2 separate regions of the Homo sapiens genome follow, and region 1 is linked to region 2. Evidence: chromatin loops called from intact Hi-C (ENCODE). Cell type or tissue: A673. All regions are shown on one strand. Each heading gives the region's core, and the rest is flanking DNA. Links, peaks and the distances in the headings are about the cores only.

Region 1 (8,341 bases), core at 123-8,122, 340 kb before region 2:
CCGCTGGAGAAGGTAGAAAAAAGAGGAAAGGCATAATTTTGATATGAGGACAGGTGGAGCCCAAGGAAGTTGGCTTTCAAGTTGGATTTTAAAACAAACTTTCGTTGAGGTATCATTCACATACCATAAGTTGCACATGTTCAAAATATAGTTTGATAAGTTTTGACAAGTGTTCACTCCCATGAAACCAACACCACATCACAATTATGAACATATTCAACATCTCAACATCCTCCAAAGTTTCTTCTTGCTCCTTTATAATTTATTCCTCCATCCCTTTCCTGGTCCCTGTCATTCCCAGCCTTCTGTCATAGTAGCTTAGTCTGCATTTTCTATAACTTTATCTAATTAGAATCACAGACTATGTACTCTCTTTTTGTCTGGCTTCCTTCACTCAACATAATTACTTTGCAATTCATCCATGCTGTCCCGTGGATCAGTAGTTTATTCATTGCTATTGCTAAGTAGTATTCCATTGTATGGGTGTACCCCATTTTGTTTACACACTTATCTATTGATGAATATTTGGATTGTTTCCAGTTTGGGGTTATTACAAATAAAGGTACTGTTGGACATTTATGTATGTTAGAGTGAGATGAACCCAGGAAGCTAGAGGTGAATTCTCCATTCTCAAGAACTGTGATCAGGAGGAGGCCTGGCCATTGTTTAATCACTTCCCCCAGGTCTCATCCTATACTATTTTCAGTTAACTCATATCTGCCTCTGAGCCAGAGCACCCAACATGTGTTGTTGTGAAGGCTCTGCCAGTTAACACAGCCACCAATTCCCATGGTGTGGTGGTTCATTTTATGTGTCAACTTGGCTGGACTAAGGAATTCCCAACAGCTGGTAAAACATTATTCCTGGGTGTGTCTATGAGGGTGTTTTTGGAAGAGATTAGCATTTGCATTGGTAGACTGAGAAGATCCACCCTCATTAATATGAATGAGCATCATCCATTCTGTCGAGAGTCTGAATAGAACAGAAAGGTAGAGGAATGTCAGCTTCAGTCTCTCTGCTTGAGCTGAGATATCCATCTTCTCTTGCCTGAAGACATGGGTGCTCCTTGTTCTCAAGCTTCAGATTTGGACTGAATTACACCAGCAGCTTTTCTGGGTCTGTGGTTTACAGACAGCAGATCATGGGATTTCTTAGTCTCCATAACCACAAGAGACAATTCCTGCAATAAACCTCCCCATATGTATATCTGTATATATCCTATTGGCTCTGTTTCTCTGGGGACCTCTGATGAATACATGTGGTGGTGCACATTTATGCATCATAGTTTCCTTTCTACCATCTCACGGATACTCATATGGACACCTCCCATCAAGAGCACGAATCCAAATCAAAGCAGAGTCAACATCCAGTCACTTCTGTGGGCAGGATCAGGGCAGTCAGAGGCCAAAGCCAAGCAAAATGTCAGTCCCAAGATGGGAGAGCTGGCTGTCGGTGTCAGGGGCTTCTCCAGTGGGCCTCAGCACTAAGTCTAATGGTTTTGATCAAGAGTGGAGTGTACACCCCAGATTCTGCTCCCGCCTGCCACATACATGTCCTGGGAATTCAGTGAGCAGGCACTGCAATAATCTTCAACAACAGAGACTTGCCAGAAAGCACAGAGGAAGTTCTCCACAGCCCCACTTCCCACCTAGATGTTCCATAACTGTCATCTGTCAAACTAGCTTCCTTGGAAGCCAGAACAAGTCTTCACATCCTCAAAGATAAGAATCTGAATTTAAAAAAAAAATTCTTTCTCATAGTTCACCTAGCATTCATTGTCCCCAAGAGAGCAGATTCGATCAGATCTGATGCCTACTACTCCACCAGAAGCATCAAAATTTCAGCTCACCCATCATTTTAGAGTTGGTAGGCCTGCCTTCTGCTCATCCCATACATGGCTTCTTTCATGTTCATTTTACATATCGTCAGTCCCTGGTTTGACAAGCTGATACAGTACAATGCCATTGATTTTAATAATAAATCATGCAAACAGCATATGAGAAAAGAGCTTGTTGAGAGCAATTCTGCAAAAGCTGGCTCTGTACTAGTCACGTAGGCATTTGAGTTTCATGGACTCTACTCTCTTTCTACACAACCCTCTCTGAATACGGTTGCTCCAAAGGTCTAAGGTTGAGCTGCAAGGAGTGGGCAAGTTAGTTCAGCTACCAGGAATGGAGAAATAGAGACATAGCTTCTCTCATGTTCTATGAGAGAACATGAGAACAACTTGAAAGGGAGCTGGTTTCACACTTAAATTTCAGCATGTATCTACACTTGACAGCAGTGTCATACACTCCTTCACATGTGGAAGAAACTGACTCAGTGCCACAGGGACTTCATTTTCAGACATGCCAAGTAGCAGGCATGTCTCAGTGAGAGGTAGAAAGAATTGCACAGGCGTTAGTGTTGCCTTTCTGGAATTTTATTGCTGCTACCCTTCATGCTAGCCATATAACTTTGGGCAAGATATATATCATCTCTGATTCTTCAGAAAGATAAAAACAACAGCATTTACTCAAAGACTCTGAAGATTACATGAGATAGCATGCAAAGTGCCTACTAAGGGGCCTGGCATCAGCAGGTGCTGGCTGCCTATGAATTTTCCTCCCCGCTACCATTCATCCTCTTCTCAGTTCTCATATATCTAAGCTGGAATCAGCCTAATGATATATTCCTATTGTCTTGACTATGAAAAGAAAAATGTTAAAAAAAAAAAAAGTAGGACATGCTGGGCACACTTGATGCTCTGCACCACACAGCTTGTTTACACACCCACAAGCCCAGCCGGGGTTGGGAAGAGCCGCTCAGGCCCCTCTTCCATTGGGCCTGGCACCATAGATTGCCCCAAGATGCATTACACCAACAAGCAGCCTGCTTAGGGAGGCAGAGCCATAAGATCAATGCTAGCAATGGGCAAGAATAATAGGCTTTCATCAACTCCTGATGACGCAGGGCTGAGAAGGACTCTGGAAATGCTGTACATCTATGTACAAGGGCAGGGAGGTCAAAGGTGACTCTGAACAGCTGACCTACCTTGATCATGCCAAACAGATTATAGGCAAAGTGAGAGGTTATTTTCCATGCTTGCTATGTTGACAATATCAAGGAATTCAGGAAGCACACAAAGAAGGGTGAGAGGTTATTTTCTATGCTTGCTCTGTTGACCATATCAAGGAATTCAGGAGGCACACGAAGAAAGGTGAGAGACACTTAGCAGTGAGAGGAGATCACCCTCAGTTTCCTTGCATTTTTCCCTCATTTCAGTTCTGCTGTCTTTCCCTAACCAGCCACTAACCTCCCTCTCTTTCCATTCACACTTATGTTTCTCTTAGCAGGGGTCAGCAAGCTATGGCCCATGGGCCAAATTCAGCCCACCACCTTATTTTGTAAATAAAGCTATGCCCATTCATTTCTCCATTATCTATGCCTACTTCTGGCTACAATGCTGGCGTTCAGTAGTGGCGACAGAGACCTTATGGCCTGCAAAGCCTTAAATATTTACTATATGGCCCATTATAGGGAAATGTTTGCTGATCCCTTCCCTTGGAAATAGACTACACAAGCTAAACTCAATCTGTGTCCCATACATTGTAGAACACTATAATCCTTGGAGTTGAATTAGTGTAATATTTAAAATAAAAAAAGAGACTCAAAGTTTAATAAGCTTAGGGCTCTCTGGATTATGCAGAGGCTTTTTCTGTAAAAATTCTTAGAAACTATATTATGCAGGCCGGGCGCGGTGGCTCACGCCTGTAATCCCAGCACTTTGGGAGGCCGAGGCGGGTGGATCATGAGGTCAGGAGATCGAGACCATCCTGGCTAACAAGGTGAAACCCCGTCTCTACTAAAAATACAAAAAATTAGCCGGGCGCGGTGGCGGGCGCCTGTAGTCCCAGCTACTCGGGAGGCTGAGGCAGGAGAATGGCGTGAACCCGGGAAGCGGAGCTTGCAGTGAGCCGAGATTGCGCCACTGCAGTCCGCAGTCCGGCCTGGGCGACAGAGCGAGACTCCGTCTCAAAAAAAAAAAAAAAAAAAAGAAACTATATTATGCTTACACACACTGTGAATCTCTAAAGGAAGGGGTGTTATGGCCTGCATGTAAAAGCTTCATTTTCAAAAGAAATGAGCCTGAGGCAGAAGATTTCTGCACTATTTAGGAAGACTTATGTGCCTTGTTAGGAAGTACAATCCCAAGGAGCATGACAGGGACAAGGCGGGGGAAGCAGAGAGGGAAAATGAGGCTGCACTGCCAAGTTGGCTGCCACTAGGGGGCAGATGCTGGCTCCTGTGTACACCACGTTGCAGGATTGTGTGTAATGCAGGAATCAGGGGGAAATGTATCCAACAACCTGTGGGAACCAGAGAAGAGACCCATGGTGACAGCAGGCAGCATCAGGTACAGGTGCATGCTTGAGGTGAGGTGCTGTTGGGTTGCACCTGCCTGCAGTCAAAACCCATGCAGAGCTTTTGGCCAGCGATGCAGCTCCAATAAGCAAGGGTAGGGAAGAAAACATCCAATGTTGTGCAAATGCGTTCTGATACCAAGAAACACAGAATGCTGGGCTTCCTAGAGCTACTGACTATAGAGTCATCTTTCCCATGAATAGACAACATGTCAAAGGGCACTTACAATCCGCACAATGGTCTAAGATTTACCAGGCTGCACTTCCCCACTTCCCCGTATAACCCACATCCTGAAACCTGCCCTTCTTTTTCTCATACCACCATTGACCCATCCCTAACCAGCCACTAACCTCCCTCTCTCTTTACAGTCACAGTTATGTTTCTCTTAGCAAGGGTCAGAAAATATAGCCCATGGGCCTAAGTTAGACCAGCACCCTTTTTCTCATACCATCACTGACCCATCCCAAAACCCCTCCAACCCTGTGACCTCTTCTCAACATCAACCTCCCGCCAGGAGAGCAACTGAGCACAATGGAAATAATACACAACTTGGGATCAGAAACCCATGTTTGAAAACTGGCTCTCCACTAACCAGCTGGGGAAGCGCCATCACATTACTCAATTTCTACCAACTTCAGTTTCTTCAACTCAAAAAGGGACTGACAGCACAGGATGATATGAGGAATTACGAAGTAACTCATGTAAAGGGTTACCCACAATAGTTACACATGACATTGTAGCTATTCTTTTTTTATTATTATTACTGCATCTTTTGACATTGTTGGCCTTGCATTTTCAAGAACTTCTCTCATCCCCCAGTTTCCCTGCTGTCCCTCAAATTCTTCCTTACCTCTTCTATTTTTCTAAGTCACATTCTGCTATGAGCTGAATTGGGTCCCCCCTCCCCTAATATGAGTTAGGGGAGGGGGTACACAATTCAAGTCCCAACCTCCAATGTGATTGTGTTTGAAGATAGCAACTTTATGGAGATAGTCAAGGTTAAATGAGGTAATAAGGGTGGGGCCCTGATCAGATGCGGTTAGTGTTCCTATGAGAAGAGACACCAGAGAGCTCTTTCTCTCCCACTTTCTCTTTCTTCCTGCTTCTCCCTCCATCTCCTTGTTTGCACACAACAAAAACAGGCCACATGATGATGCAATGAGAAGGTGGCCATCTGCAAGCCAAGAAAAGAGTCCTCAACAGAGCCTGACCCTGTGGACCTTGATTTTTGGACTTTCAGCCTCCAGAGCTGTGAAACAAGACACTCTTGTTGTTTATGCTGCTGTCCAGTATTTGGTATTTTGTTATGGCAGCCCAAGCAGAGTAATACACCTTCCCTCTCTCCTCTTCCTCTTTCTACTTTGAAATGGAGAAGTTCATCAAGGTACTAATGCCCTAGACTTCATTCCCAATCTCCCCTCCAATTCTAATCTCATTCCCGCCATTGACTTCACCTGTCACTCACAAATCCATATCTCCAACTCTGACCTCTCCTATGAACACCTGGAACCAAATTTTCAAAATCTCTGTTTGACATCACCACTTGAGTATCCCACAGGCACAGCAAACTCATAACATCTAAAACTGAACTCATCGTACTCTCCCTGAGAGCCCTTCAATACCTTTTTCTGTCTGTCAAAACCTTTGTACAACAAGAAAAGACATAAAGAGAAGTGGATAGTTGAATAGAAGGATGAAAAGATAAACAGGCATATAAAATTAAAGCCATCATTTGAGCACTTAACCTATGTGTCATATACTGTGCAAAAATATTTACATGCATCAGTTTGTTTTATTTGTATAATCTCTCCTGTTTTACAGATAAGGAAACTGAAGAAAGGGTATCTTAGTCCATTCTTGCACTGCTATAAAGAAATTCCTGAAACTGGGTAATTGATAAAGATAATAGTTTTAATTGGCTCATGGTTCCATAGGCTGTATGGGAAGCATGGCTGAGGATGCCTTAGGAAACTTATAATCACGGCAGAAGGGAAAGGGGAAGGAGGCACATCTTACACATAGCTGGAGCTGGAGGAAGAGAGCAAAGTGAGAGCAAAGCGAGAGGTGCTACAAACTTTTAAACTGCCAGATTTCATGAGAGCTCACTCACTATCACCAGAACAGCAAGGGAGAATCTGCCCCCATGATCCAATCACCTCCCACCAGGCCCCTCCTTCAACACTGGGGATTACAACTGGACATGACATACAAGCAAGGACACAGAGCAAAACCATATCAAAGGGTAAAGCAACTTTCCAAGAGTCACAGGGTCTGTAAGTGATGAAACTAAGTTTGCAAACCAGGCAATCAAACTCCAGAATGAGGCTTCAACCAGGTAACTAGCTTTTGCTCAGCCAACCTTCTCTCTTCTCTCAGGATAACCTCTTTGCCACCATGCCTATCTAGGCTCCTGATATGCAGAAAATAGCAACACATGTTCACTGTACTTCACTCCCTGCTCTCCCTCTTCTCCCTCTCTCCCACATCATCCCCCCTTTGCCAACACTATTTCTATAGCCTAGAACATTCGTACTTTCCCGTGAGAACTGATGCATGTGTCACAGTGTGTATGAAGCTTTGCCTCATCCCTACAGGCAAAATTCATCACTCTTTCCCTGTGCTTCTTCCAGCACATTTTATTTTCACTGCTATCAAAGAACCTATTTCTTAGTATGATACTGAGCTATGTGTTTGTCTTCCCTGCTGGATCACTAGCTTCTGGACAGCAGGACTTGACTAGTTCATCTCTGTGTGCTGCATGTGTTAAGAGAGCACCTGCCACTGAGTAGAAGGTCAGTAAGTGGCTGTAACTGAGGTTGAATTCAGCACAAAACCTGCCAAGACATTAGTTTTTTGGACGAGTGGGATGAGAAGAAGCCTGACAGCTGGCAAGGACCTATGCCTGTGTCCAGGAAACAAAGGGACCACACATGGGAAACCTCCACCAGAGGGAAAAATTGCAAACATGGGGTGCACTATATACTAAGTAATCTCACAGACTCATAAAATCAAACATGCCAGGGGCAGAAGGATGCCAGATGCACGGGCCAGCTTATTCCTTAAGGAAAAGAGGATACTGCCAATGAGGAAGCTAAAGCCACAGAGGTTAATATTCTTCACAAGATTTGGTAGCTCATTAATGTGTATGTGGAGATTGGGTGGTTGAGGAGTCATTTTCTGCTTAAGAAACATGAACACATCCCCAAAATGTCCAAATTACAGAGACACACGTGTGAATTCCTCAGAGACATAAGAATATGTATCAGGGCCGGGCGCGGTGGCTCACGCCTGTAATCCCAGCACTTTGGGAGGCCAAGGCAGGCGGATCATGAGGTCAGGAGATCGAGATCATCCTGGCTAACACGGTGAAACTCTGTCTCTATTAAAAATACAAAAAAATTAGCTGGGCGTGGCGGCGGGCGCCCGTAGTCCCAGCTACTCGGGACGCTGAGGCAGGAGAATGGCGTGAACCGGAGAGGCGGAGCTTGCAGTGAGCCAAGATCGCGCCACAGCACTCCAGCCTGGGTGACAGAGCAAGATTCCGTCTCAAAAAAAAAGAAGAAGAATATGTATCAGAGCATATGAAACAGAATAAGTTGTATCCACAAATTTAAGAGTGCAAGAAACATTCATTTCTCCATAACCTGTGATTCAAATTAAATCTGTCTTCACACCAGGGTGGTGGAAACTTCCATCCCAAGATTTTAAGGTAAAGATGGCAGATTGAGCACATGCATCTAAAGCACCCTCTCTCGTAATCCCACTGAAACTACAGCAAGGAGATTTTGTTTAAAAAGAATAAACTCAAAAGGCAGGGAGACGAAGAGAGAAGACAACATCCCCCTGATATTGGAGGCTGGAAAGCAGATGGGTGAATGGTAACTGACTTGGCAGTTCTAAGCCAACAGTAGGGAGAGCCAAGAAACAATCCAAAGAA
Region 2 (8,341 bases), core at 121-8,120:
AGTTTAGATGAAATGGACAAATTTTCAAAAACCAACACGAATATACATACAAATTTTAATATGCCAATATCTAAAAATTAAAACTGTTATTAAAAACCTTCTCATAAAGAAAACTCCAGGTCCAGAAGGCTGAATTCTGGCAAATTCTTTTACATACCTAAGGAATAAGCACATTAGTTGTACACAAATTCTTTCAAAGGACAGAAAAATAAGAAACACTTCTCAACTCATTATAAAGCCAGCATGATCTTGATACCAAAACATGGCAAGAACAAGTAGAAAAACAAGAAAATTACAGAGTAGAACAATCTTACTCATGAACATACATGCAAAAACATAGACTATTAGCAGAGCTGGGTATAGTGGCATGCACCTGTAGTCCCAGCTACTTGGGAGACTGTGGGAGGAGGATTACTTCAGCCCAGGAGTTCAAGGCCAGACTGGACAAAAAGAGACAGACCCTATCTCTTTTCTAAAAATTAATTTTTAGGCCGGGCGCGGTGGCACATGCCTGTAATCCCACTATTTTGGGAGGCCAAGGCGGGTGGATCACCTGAGGTCAGGAGTTCGAGACCAGCCTGGCCAACATGGTGAAACCCTGTCTCTACTAAAAATACAAAATTTAGCCAGGCGTGATGGCAGGCGCCTGTAATCCCAGCTACTCGGGAGGCTGAGGCAGAAGAAACGCTTGAACCTGGGAGGCAGAGGTTGCAGTGAGCCAAGATTGCGCCATCGCACTCCAGCCTGGGTGAGAAGAGCGAGACTTCGTCTCAAAAAAAAAAAAAAAAAAATTTAATTTTAAAAAATAATTTTAAAATATAAAAATTAGAAAATCTAGTTTAACAACATTTGAAAAGATAATACATCACGACCAAGTGAATGTATTCTAAGAATGGAAAGGTAGTTTACTATTTGAAAATCAAGCCATGCAATCTACCACACTAACACAAAAAAAACTTCATTATCTCAACAGACGTAGAGAAAGCATTTGGTAAAACTTAATATTCATTCACAACAAAAATTCAGCAAACAAAATAAAAGAGAATTTCCATACTCTGATTAAACTCCCTCTCAACTCCCAAAAACTTTAATGGTGAACTATTAAGGCTTTCTCTCTGAAATTCTATCACCATTTCAATTCAACATCACGTTGGTGGTCCTAACTTGTGTAATAGGGCAAGCGCTGGGGTGGTGAGGCAACTTTTTTGCAAATGGTATGATTATAGAATGTATATACAAGTTCCAAAATCATCCAAAGGCAAATTATTATAACTAGTAGATGAATTTACAAGGTTATTAGAAAAGTCCAATATACATGATAAAAATCAGGTATATTTGTATATACAACAAAAACTCATAAAATTATAAAAATGGTACCACTTACAGTGTCAAAATCAAACATGCATAACATTTTATAGAAAAGTACAAAACATTAGCAAGAAGTATTTCTAAAGTCTGAAATTAATGGAGGACTATATCTCCATCATAAATATGTCAATTCTCTCCAAAATCATCTATAAATTCAATGCAATCCCATTCAAAATCCCTGCAGGTCCTTCCTGGAAACGGACAAGCTCATTCTAATATTTAATTGGAAATACAAAAGGTTAAGAAGTGCTACAGAAATCTTGGAAAAGAACAAAGCTGGAAGACTTACCCTACCAGGCAGCAAAATTTATTTTAAAGCTACGATAATGAAAATAACATATAACTGACAAAATAAACAGAAATATTTGTCTATGCAATGAAATATTTATATATGCAGTCACTGATTTATGACAAAGATGACCCTGAAGTACAGTGGGGGAAAGATGACTAAAATAAATTAATCGTGACATCTATCTCACACCATACAGAAAAATAATTTCCAGATGGGGACTAGAGACCTACAGGTAAAAGGTTAAAAATAAATAATGCTTTTAGAGCAAAACATTGAAACATATATTCATGATATTAAGGTGGGAAAAGACTTCACAAACAGTTTTTTAAAAAGTGGTAACGGTAAAGGGAAAACTTGTAAAACTGGACAATATCAAAATTGGTAAGTTCTATATCAACAGACACTAAGAGATTTCAAAAGCAACTCACAGTAAAGAATACACTCTACATATATAAAATGTAAATATACACATGAATACAAACATCTACATATTGATATAAAATAAATATTTATGTCAAAAAATATGAAGAATTTTTACAAATCATTAAGAAAACAAACCCAACACAAGACACTTCACAGAAGAGGATATATCCTAATGGCCCAATAAACATATGTGAAGGTGCTCTGTGAGTAGTTATCAAAAAATACAAGACAAAATCTCAATGCAATACTACTATACCCACAAAATAGCAAAAATGCAAAAAGGCAGAAAGCACCAAGAATAGACAAGAAGGTGAATTTTCCGGAATGTTCATTTACTGCCAGTGGGGAGTGTAAACAGGCACAATCACTTTGAAACACTGACAGCATCTTTATCCATCAGCATAGCCTATAACCCAGGAATCTCTCTCCTACACATTTTCCCAACAAAAATGAATAAGTGTTCACCAAAAAAACATATATCAAAATCTTCACAATCATGCAATACTCTAATAGCCAGAAACTGGAACCAACCTAAATGCCCATGAACAATAAGATAAGTTGTAGTATATTCACACAAAGGAATATGATACAAGAGTAAAGAAACTACAACTGACAAATACATAATATTAATGAAAAGAAGCTAGATATAAACCAGCACCTTTATGATTTCATTTATATAAAGTTCAAGAACAGTCAAAGCTAATTTATAGTGACCGAAACCAACAGTGATTGCAGAGTAAGAGAATGACTGACTGAAAGGAACAGAAAGGGAACACTCTGGAGCGATGGGAGTATTCTATATCTTAATATGGATGATTGTCAAACAAGCATACAAATTTATCAAAATTCTCTGGTCTGTCTGCAGAAGATTTGTGCATTTTACTGTACGTAAATCAGACCTCTGCATAATACTGGTAGCATGTAAACAAATAAATAGCCAGGATTCTAGACTGGTGTTATGAAAAGTAATCAGTCTACAAACTATTTGTTGGGATCCTTGACATGATTAGGAGATTGCATCAGAATGTATATCAACACATTGTTTCTTTCAAAAAGGAAGACTTACTACAAAAACAATGTCAGCAGAAATGAACAGTGGGTGGAACTAAACTGTGTTAGAAGTGACACAGTTGATGTACATTCTAGTGAAAGCTCCTTATCTTTACCTGGACTGGTAGAAGCAGTGTTGCAGAGACAAGAAAAGTGAGAATATGCTAAAGGTCTTGAGGGGTTAAGTAAGAGATACTACTTTGAACCACTGTAGGAAAAAAAAAAAAGAAAAAGAAACAGAAAAAAAAAGCAAGACAATTTAAATAAAAATAATAAGATGGCAGAGTAAATACAGTCCAAGTATAACAATACAAACATAAAAGGATTAAACTCACTAGTCAAAAGAAAAAGACAAACTGAAAATTTTAAAATAATAAACTATTTGCTATACATAAAAAAGGCTGATAGTAAAAGAAGAGAAAATATATAAATAAAACTGGTAAGGTATATTAATATTTGGAAAAAAAGGAGTGTGAAAACAAAAAGCATAGTTAGAGATAGAGAAGATCACTAAGTAATGATGGAAAGTCCAATTCACCAAAAAAAAAAAAAAAACAAACCAACAATTCTGAACAGGTACACGCCTAAAATTTATACAAAACAAAAAATTCACGTAACTTCAGAGCAAAAATGGTAAATCCTACATCACTGTACGAGAACTCAACACATGGTTCTCAACTTTTGCCATCAACTCTCTATTCTTTCTCAGACTTTGTCATCTTCTCCTTAGATCAGAAGAGAAAGACAGAAACACCATCTTGTTCCAAAGCACAGAATGGATGTTTTTTTCTTCCCATACCAATAGACATAAACCTACTGAACAAGGAGGAAACTCATGGATCTTAAGGACTAACAGTTAATCCAGATGCATTCTGAAATCTTTGACAGAAAGCTATTTTGTGATTAGTTACAGGAACAATGAACTGAATCAAGGTGGTTAGCCTCCAAAAACTGTCAGGTACTAAGTGGTTTATTGCTGCCATCTGCTGGACACCTTTTTCATTTGCACTTCAATCATATTTGCCTTAAAACTCCTAGTAAGACAGCATATAAGGTCTTAAACTGTTATCTTTTCTGAGCCTCCTTTATCTAATGAGATGAAGACACTGTCTCTAAATTAAATGTTTGTATGCAAGGTGTTGACAACGGTTAAAAAAAATGTTTGTGCAATTTAAGCCTCCGTTAACAATGGCTTAAGTAAAAGGTTTATAGGAGTATAGAAAATTACATTGCCTGAAATCCACTTGGAATTTAATATATCCACAGACTACCAATTTTCCCATACAACTACTGGAAAATCGTATTTTATATACTGAATAACTGCAATGAGTCACTTTAAACATACCAATTACACTTTACCCATATGGCATATTATCCACATTACTTGCCATGTTTCTTAAAATATGCACATATAAATTCATGGCAGGTCTTCTAACACTTGCCCATAGCTGATTCCCTTGCCTTCCAGGCACACACAAAGATTACACTTCCTGTCCCTTTAGTACTCAGATGGGACCACATGATTAGTTCTGGTCAACAGATCATGAACGGAAGTGCCAAGTGTTGCCTGCAGGCCAATGCAAGTAATTATATGTGTGAGACCCTCTGGCACTCTCTTCCTCTGCCATAGTGAAAAGAAGGGACCTCAAAAGATGGTCAAGCCCCAAAATCAAAGTAGTTTAGATCACTAAAGACAGCTGCCCTAGAGAGCTGTCCAGACCCACAACAAACTTTCTAAGAGTAAAATAATACACTTGTATTGTATTATCCCACTGAGAGTTGGCACTTCAATGTTACCTCAGTATAGCACAGGCCAAGGTTTCTCAACAGCAGCAGTACTGCCATCTTAGGCTAGATAATTCATTGTGGTCTCTGTCTTGTGGACTGTGGGATGTTAAACAACATCCTTGGCATCTACCCACTAGATGCCAAGAAGCACTCATCAATATGACAACCAAAACCACCTCCAGTCATTGACCTCCTCCCCCAGTCTTTGAGAACCACTGGCATAGATTAAACTACTAATATAGTATGCACATATGTATGAGGAATATATATGTAAACATGTTGAGTATATTTAAGTCAAATGTCATATATTCTCCATGCTTTATTTCATATTAGAGTCAGATATTTTATAGGCTCTTAACAAATATGAATTTCCATTTCTCAAAGTAGTAAAGTTAATTCATAAATTTTTTACAAAATCAATCATATCACAAGTCTCTCTATAGTAGGGTAAACAAAATATTCCAAGAGTATATAAATCCATACATACTATGCTGTTCATTTCAGAGGACTCATAGCTCCCAACTGGATGGACATTTCCAATGGGTTCCAAGCCTTCTTCATCCCACATGTATGTTCCATCAGAGCTATCAGATGGAGAGAGTTCAAACGAAGAACCAGCTCTGTAGTCTGTATCTGGTGAAACCAAATTATTCCCAGAAGTATGTTTTGTACATTCACTCCTGTCTTCAAGAGAAAAAAGGTTACTGATTCACAAAAATATAATTGTTTCTCGTGTCCTAAAAATATAAGTGCTAATAATTTGATATATCATAGCAAAAAAGCTGGCTCAAAAAAAGCACTCATAACTGTAGCATTTTCTATATCCTAAGCAATAAAAACATCAAGAGCCAAAATCTTTAAAATAACCTACTGAAATATTTTCTAATAGAGGAAAAGAAAATTCATTTAGTCATCTTTCACTTCTGTAATATTTCCAAAAATGTAAATAAACCCTCATATTCCTATATTTCCCAAGATATTTATTTTTAAACACTGGCCAGGAAACTCCTTTTCCTCTGTGTACACTATTTAACTTCATAGATTAAATAATGTAGGGTACTCATAATTGCCTCCCTATAAGGAAATAAACTTGTTCCGGCAGTCTCTTTTAGAAGACCTATAGACAATCAAGGGTTTGTACATGCATTTCTATGCACGATCTAGTCCCCTGATTATACCACATGTCTATATCTAATCCCTTTAGTTGTTCTTTATTCAGGTATATGGGCATACAAATACCAAATACATTTTATCCAGCATTTAGTAACAGGATAACCAAACATAAGAGGAAATGTTTAACAGGTATTATTTCACTTTCTTCAGTTTAATAAATAAATAAAGCTCTCTCAGGAAGTGTATCTAAAAAATTGCTAAACAAGAAGAATTTTCTAGGATAAAAAAATCCGTGAGATTAGACATAACCTATATTATCTCATTGTACCCTTTGGTACAGCTTTACTCTTAACAAATAGCAATGAAATGCTATCCTAAGAGAAGAGATGGTTTGTTTAATGGCATACCACACTGGTTGAGGTAAGCAGGGGAAGTCATTTAGAAGCACTGCATATACTAAGCAGGAATAGGCTGTGTATAACAGCCAAAGAACAACAAAGGTTAAGAGTGGTTTTATTAATATTGTCTTGGATAGGGTGAAAAATGGGGTATGGAGCAAAAGTCACAGGAAAATAAACGTTAACCCACCTCAATTTTGTCTAGATCTATCCCTCCGTGAAACTGATAATATCTTGAAATCTATCTGAAGATAATCCTAAATGTAAGTTCAGTTATATTATTTAAAAGAAAGCAAAAAAACTTAAGGTAAGTAATATTTACCAGAGACACTTATATCTATCCATTCATCAGTTTTACTGAAGGCTTTTTCATTTTCCTTGGGGGAATCAAACATATCCTGTGGTGGCCCATTTTCATGTTTCTCTTCTTTGAGAGACATTTCCTCTGGAGTTATTCTAGTTCTGTTGGAGTCTTCTATATCTATAAAATCATCACTAAAGTCTTCACTTAAATCATTCTTATCAGAAGATGACAAAGACGACAAGGAAATGTCATCCACATCATCACTCAGGTATCTCATTTTAGCATCATGTTTCATGGTCTGGTTGTTTTTTGTTCTATAACTTTCATTTTCAATCAGTTCTTGGTCCTTATTAGCAGCTCTGTCCTTAGCCAAAACTGTAGCATCTTCCTCTACACATGTGTCAGCAGGTGAATTTTTATTTCCATCAACTGTCATAGTCCCAGAAAATGGAGATCGGCTAGATTTCAGTAGAGAGGGATGAACCATTCTATAACCTAAAGTAGAAGTTACACCTGGGCCATTTGGTAAAGCCAACTTCTTTCCACCAGCAGCATAAGGCCTATTAAATCCATACCCCAAATGTTCATTCCCATTGAGTACTTCTGGCTGCCGGGAATTTCTTGTTAGCATACTTGACCGTAGAGGCACTCTAATGGATAGCTGTTGGTTCTGATAAGGCTTTGTAAGATCCACAGCTCTATTAAAGGAATGTGATCTGGTTATAGATGAAGGTGGAAGGAATGAATTCTGAATGGAATGTGAAAAACTTTGTGACCTTACCATTTTTTCACAATTAATAGATTTACTACTGTCTGGGGATTGAGCTAAGCTTTCTCCAGAACTGCTTCTGGTGGCACAGGAGTTCGCTCTAGGCCTTTGCATGCTACCAGCTGATCGGTTTCCATAAAATCCATTCAACTGTGATTTTGGAGTATTGATCGAAGAATATGAAGTCCTTCCTAATAATGTGCCTTTGGTGAATTTACCCAAATTAGATGGTCCAGAAAAAGACTTTTGGTTTAACTCCTCTGTAGATGACACAAACATAGTGGATGGCTTTGCTAACTTTGATGTGAATAAAGAAACACTTTTCAAACCTCCCTTTATCCCATTTTTATCAAACATTCCTTGAGTAGGAACACGTTTTTCAGGATCAATTATTTTATCATGTGAATTTTGAGTATTGTTAGGCTCTTCGACACCTTGTGCACAAAGCTGATATTTATTTGCTTTCCTCCAATTAAATGAATGAGATGATGGACAATCAGAGCCATTATTTTTGATGTAACTTTTGACATTACTATTCTTGGAAGTTCCTAATAAATTAACAGGTGTCCCATTTGGCATTGGCTGCAATGTACTTCTTACAGATTTTGTTCCATACTTTGGCAACTTGGAACCCAAAAATGTCTTGATTTGTGTTTTTTCTTCCATGAGCTATAAGGTGCATTTGTTCTTAAAAGTTGAAAGAATCTGTGAAGAGAAAAAAGAAGTACATTAAACATTCCTAAATAAGGATAATTACATGAATTATTACATAATATGATACTTACACTTTTATACGCAGAAAAACCCAAAAGCTACTCATGATTCCTACAGAACTC

What was found. Hi-C counts contacts between places; a loop is a spot of excess contacts. Peaks named below come from ENCODE experiments on the same cell type or tissue, not always from the same donor. Only the 100,000 strongest peaks of a DNase experiment are listed, where the experiment ranks them.
Region 1: a loop joins it to region 2, with 3 times the contacts of the local background. A loop is called at or near these places in 3 of 110 quality-filtered maps.

What each region holds. Positions count from the first base shown.
Region 1 is chr10:84,711,984-84,720,324 of GRCh38, reverse strand. No RefSeq gene overlaps it. Among named protein-coding and RNA genes, the nearest start is that of CCSER2, 390 kb to the right of the region's middle. In A673, for the core only: a CTCF peak has its summit at 4,274 (motif pointing right); a DNase peak (open chromatin) is centred at 4,274; H3K27me3 peaks cover 1,784 bases.
Region 2 is chr10:84,370,883-84,379,223 of GRCh38, reverse strand. CCSER2 (coiled-coil serine rich protein 2) reads right to left here. Exons shown (of 10, transcript NM_001284240.2): 2 at 6,755-8,210; 3 at 5,409-5,605. The coding sequence starts at 8,171. Among named protein-coding and RNA genes, the nearest start is that of CCSER2, 46 kb to the right of the region's middle. In A673, for the core only: CTCF peaks have their summits at 3,915 and 4,116 (motif pointing left); a DNase peak (open chromatin) is centred at 4,113.